2 separate regions of the Mus musculus genome follow, and region 1 is linked to region 2. A link is a contact called in ENCODE Hi-C or POLR2A ChIA-PET data. All regions are on one chromosome and are shown on one strand. The core of a region is the stretch at or near the end of the contact, and the rest is flanking DNA. Distances in the headings are between cores, read along the strand shown. Region 1 overlaps Parva (parvin, alpha). Region 2 holds the start of Parva (parvin, alpha).

Region 1 (2,700 bases), core at 79-2,578, 40 kb before region 2:
AGCAGGCCAAAAATGTTCATCACACCAAAAAAAAAAAAAAAAAAAGGCAAAAATTTTAGAAAGAAAATATAAGAACCAAGGAAAGCCTGAAACCTATCCCTACCACAAGGAGATTAGGAATCTGGGCCCACCTAAGGAAATGTGGTCCCGGAGCAGAGAAAGATGGTTCTTAGGTAAGAAGAGCTAAGAGAATCCAAACAAAGTGTGGGTGTGTCCTCTAGTGAAAGCTGTGCATCAGTACTGGCTCACCCACTGTAACCAAGGTCTCCCACCAGCGTGAGTCTACAGTAGGGGGAAGGGTATGAGATATACATGAGGACCCTGTATTAGCCCCATATATTCTCTATAAATTCAAGTCTTCTCCAAAAAAAAAACAAATTAAAGCCTATTTTAAAATTATTACTGTTCACCTAAATATCTAAAGGAAAAGAAATGAAGGGATCTTTTAAAAGAACAAAGAAAGAAAAACCTTTGAGACAGTCTTTCATTGAGCCTAGAGTTGTGTTTTCAGGCTACATTGGCAACCAGTAAGCCCTAGTGACGTGACATGGATGTTATTACACATGTGCCCACACATGTGGAGATCAGAGGAGAACTTTCTGGAGTCTGTTTTCTCCTACCATGGGTTCTGGGGGACAGAATTCAGGACACAGGCTTTCATAGTAAGTAAGTACTTTTACCATTCTGTCAAGCCAGTCTTCAGCTTCCGATTCTGCCCCTTCCACTTCCCATTGCCTGGGCCTCCCGAGTGCTGGGACCACAGGCTTGCACCACGATGCTCAGGCTTATGCAGTACTGGGGTGGCACCCAGGGCTTTGGGTACACTAACTGGGTGAGCTCTCTGCCATCTGAGCCTCTTGGTTTTACACAAAGGTTCCATGTGATGAGTCACTAAAAATGGTTCTACGGTGATTTTTCCCCCTGTTTTATTTTCACATTTGAAGCTAAGATGGTTGTGGTGGTGGAGGATCCTCGGCTGTGTCCAGGGAAGGAAGGACACGGGTTTTGGAGTGAGCAATCTGGCAGGCTCAGCGTGAATCACAGACTGGTTGCGGGCACTGGGCCCTATTGAGATTTGCCGGTGATGCGTCCAGAGAGAGGAGGAGAAACAAGCAAGAGAGAACCAACTTCCCTAAAAGGAGAAAGCAAGAGGCCTTGTGTAGGACCCCTTGGATCCAGCCACAACCAATCAAATGTATCCACGGCTGAGCCCCAAATGTACGCCTGGAACAGGCTGGGCTGGCCCTCTGCAGACCGGCCTGACAGCTAGTCAAGGGAAAACAACCGCAGCACAGGAGGCGAAGCAGCTGGCTGGGGCCCTGGCTAAGGGAGGGGAAAGGCTTAGAGGGAGTTTCCTGAGAGCTGAAAAGAGCTAGGGTGTTTCACACAGGAGGCTTGGAAGCTAAATCTTGAATCCCAGGCAGAACAAAGGAGATCCCACATCAGTCTGAGGGCCATCCAATCCCTGATCCACAGTCCCTGGACCATACTGACTAAGGGTCCTGGGACTGCATATCCAACCACGCTCCCTGAATTTTGTAGCTTCCCCTGGTCTCCATGGTCAGTTAAAATCAGGACTCAGTGTGCCACCTGGAAAAATGCTTGCTATCTGCATTCCTCGAAGCTAGGGACATGTCAGCAAGTCCAGTCACTCCTCCAAAGGCATGATATCATTCCACATAGCCTGGCAAGCAATCTCTCTAAAGAGACTTCCTCCTCTTCCTCTTCCTCTTCCTCCTCCTCCTCTTCCTCCTCCTCCTCCTCCTCTTTCCTTTTGAAACAGGTTCTCATGATGGAGTCCTATCTAGCCTAGAACTCACTATGTAGACCAGGCTGGTGTTGAACTCACAGAGATCTGCTTCTGCCTCCCAAGTGCTAAGATTTAAAACACTCACTACACCTGGAAAAAAAACCAGACTTACAATTTCTCAGCCAAAGGTTATAACAGAATGTGCTACAGTTAAGGATATTTGGTACAAAAATGTTGTTTGTATTCCTCTTTCTGCTGCAACCAATTACCACATATTTAGTGGCTTAAAACAACGCACATTCATTATTTCACAATGGTGGAGGTCAGAAGTCACAATAGGTCTCACTGGGCTGGAGTCAGGACGTCAGCAGGCCCATGTTCTCTTCTGGAGGCTCTGAGGAGAATCTCTGCCCTTCCCTTTTTCAGGTGCTGGTGGCCTCCAACATGGCTTGGCTCATGGCTCCTCACCCTGTGTTTACAGTCTGTCCTGTCACATATCTCTGACCTCTCGTCCCTGGCCACACCTCCCTGTAGCTCTCAGGTCCCTCTCCTCCACTTTTAAGGTCCCTTGCCAGTGTGGGCACACACACCTGATGATTCAAAATCATTTCTATTTCTACAGTCACTCGATTGATTACCTTAATGATAATTTGACTTTTACTGTTAATTTCTCATCATCATGAAAGGCCCTAGGGATTAATATGTGGAATTTGGAGGGGCCATTACTTACTGGACTGCCCTAGCTTCTCATAACCCATGAAAAACATTGAAAAGAAGAATTAGAAGATTGAGGTCGGGTGTGGTGGTGTATTCCTTTTACCCCAGTACTTGGGAGGCAGAGGCAGGTAGATTTCTGTGAGTTCAAGGTCAGCATGGTCTATATATATTGAGTTCCAGGACAACCAGAGCTCTGTAAAGAAAAGAAAACTAAAAGATTGATCTGATTCTTG
Region 2 (2,700 bases), core at 22-2,521:
ACTAAGCACAAGGCTAAAGAGTCTCAAAAGAGAAAGAATAAGACCGCGGTGCTCACGCAGTAGACCTAAGGCCCTCTAAATCCAATCCCAGCCATGCCAAAGAGGAAAACATTTTAAACCCCTTTTTATTCACACACCTATCGCCACATTGATTTTTAGAATCATCACTGCATTTCCTACGCCCAAATGTGAGTTGTAAATTCTGCCTACGGGGGAAAAAGTACTTTCCACAGAAACTATTCTGGAAACAAAAAATGAGATTGCTGCAATTCACTGTGGTGGGAAAAAGAAATCTTTTCTTTTTCTTTAAATAAAACTTGGAATGGAATGTCCAGGTTCACAGCAGGGTCACAGTCCTTAGGTGTAGTGAGTTTATCTCACCATTCCTCAATCCCCCCCCCCCCAACTTCGGCACGTTCTTCTCTCAGTCAGTCAACTAACATTTTATACAGATCATCAAAGTCCACACAAGTCCAGGGAGCCCGCGAGAGATCCAAGGAGGCCATTGCAGCTGCAGCAAAAGACCTGAAGGCGCCCAGGAAACGACGGCGCAACAGACCAATGAAGGCTGAGAGCGGGGAATGACGGCGCCCGAGAAAACTTTCCAGCAGAAACTTGGCAAATGCCAGTCCTCGGGCGCGCAGAGGGCGGGGACAGCGGCCTAGGGGAGAGCACAGGGGACCGGCTGGGCCTGGGCTCTGGGACAACAGCCACCCAAAGCCTGGGCTCCGCCTGTGGACCAGAGATGACACCGACCCGGTTAGGGCTTTGGAGGCGACATGGGGACACTGAGAGGCGCGCCCAGGCACTGCCAGGGGGGTCTCCCACTTCCAGGCTCCCGATCCCTGCAGCGCCCACGGCCTCGGCTGTTCCTACCTTCTTTGGCTTTCTTCCTCCGGGCCAGCGTCCCTCCGAGTTTCCCCAAGAACGAGTCATCCTTCTTGCGGGACGGAGGCGACTTGGGAGTGGGTGATTTGGGGACCAAGGGCGACTTCTGTGGGGATGTGGCCATGGCGGCTGGACGCGGAGCTGGAGCTGGGCGGCCGCGGCGGGCGGCGGCGGGACTGAGGCTGCGGCTTTCCAAACGGAAGCGGAATTATTCCAGGCATTTGAGGCAGCTCGCTCGCCTTTCCCGTCCCTCGCTCCCTCCCTCGCGCCGCCCTCCGCCCTGCGAGGAGCTGCTGCGCCTGGGGCCCCCGTGCCCAGGGCTGCCCTGGCTACGAGGATGCCCTGGCTTGCCGCTTGCTGGGGGCTATAGACGCAGGGGCAAGTGCATGCTAGGGGGACGTGAGGTCTTATCTGGAGCTTGGAAGCCTTCACTTCTCTGCTTTGCATACACACACACACACACACACACACACACACACACACACACACACGCGTCAGAATCCGCAGGGAATCAGCCCTGTGACCCTATTTCCCAGCTGCTGCGGTCTCTTGCTCTACCTCCTGCATGGATGGGTTCCTATACTGTTAGTACTTTTGTCTCACAAAGAAGTCAAGGATCTAAAATGGGCTCTGGTCCCAACAGACTTCCCGTTCAACTTCTGCATGAATCTGCGGACTTCCACCTTCTCCTGTCCACACTCAAACAAAGCTGGAAGTCCACGACGGCAGACGCTCATCTATCTAGCCAAGAGCAATAGAATTAGTTCCAGACTCTCTTGACCTGACGCTGGAGTCACACCAGGCAGTTTTAAAGATTCATGCTGGAGATGTTTAGGAGTCCTGCGTACTTTTACTGTGCTTCTTCGTCCTAAGTTGTGGCTTGACCATCTCTTTCCCATTCTTTCAGGATACCTTGGTCATACACCAGCGGGAAGAGTTACATAACTGTTTCCACAGCTCTTTCCGTGATGGGGCATAAACAAATATCTATGTCTCCTTCCCAGAGCACCACCACCAAATTACCTTTTCCCTGAAATCAAGCTTGGGATCCAATGAGTTTATCAGACTTACAGAGCCTGGGGAAGGAGTCACCTACAGGAATGTGGGCGGGCCCCAAAGCAGCTGCACTACTGCAAATTTCTACCCCAGGGCGGATGACTTCCCCTAACTGTCTAAATGGAATCCCCTTCAGCTAATCTTCAACAGACTACTACTCTAACACCTCCAGTGACCACGTGGAATTAGGACAGAATGACCTAGTAGGGTTACAAGAGGGAGTGGCCAGAATTGAGATGAAAATTCAGTGACTGTCCCTGCTCCATCCTTCTATAAGGGAACATCAATAAACAGGGTCGGTCTCTAGGTCAGGAGTCGAGTGGGAAGGGAGGTCGCAAGTTCTCACATCTGCTTAGATGAAGATGGTGGCTGTCTTGCTCTGAGGAGGGCTTTCCACATGTACACTACACACACTGATGGAATCTGACTGAACCTCTGACTCAGAGGGAGCAAGATTTTGAACTGAGCTGGAGAAATCGGTCCAGCAGTTGGGCACTAGGTTGTGATCTAGTGCCCAGCTAGGCAGCAGTGTCTGTTCTCAGCCAGAGGCACGTGTTGATGAGTGACATGCATGTTGGTGATGAGAATGTGTGTCTTAACTTCCTTCCTATTGTTCTGATAAATCCCAGAACCGGAAGCAACCTAGAGAGGAGAGGGTTTATTTTACCTGTAAGGTAGCAGTCCATCACGGAGGGAAGTCAAGGCAGGAGTCTGGAGGCAGAAATCGGAAGCAGAGACCATGGAGAAATACTGCTT

What was found. A loop is a pair of places that touch in the nucleus more often than their neighbours do. ChIA-PET counts read pairs that join two places held with the same protein, here RNA polymerase II (POLR2A).
Region 1: a map of heart shows a loop between it and region 2 (2.0-fold over the local background). The contact joins the enhancer-like site here to the promoter of Parva in region 2. A Hi-C loop is called at or near these places in 3 of 37 maps with a recorded cell type or tissue (all heart). POLR2A ChIA-PET finds 5 or more read pairs at or near these places in 2 of 5 experiments (Patski and embryonic stem cell).

Annotation. Positions count from the first base shown.
Region 1 is chr7:112,466,364-112,469,063 of GRCm38, reverse strand. The region is part of intron 1 of Parva (parvin, alpha); the gene reads right to left. Among named protein-coding and RNA genes, the nearest start is that of Gm45998, 16 kb to the right of the region's middle. Within about 2 kb of position 1,328, at least 1 of the 3 ENCODE cell types and tissues checked has a DNase peak (open chromatin) inside an H3K27ac peak, as active enhancers do; it is heart, where a contact is called at or near this core.
Region 2 is chr7:112,426,277-112,428,976 of GRCm38, reverse strand. Parva (parvin, alpha) reads right to left here and starts at 1,271. Exons shown (of 13, transcript NM_020606.5): 1 at 877-1,271. The coding sequence starts at 1,012.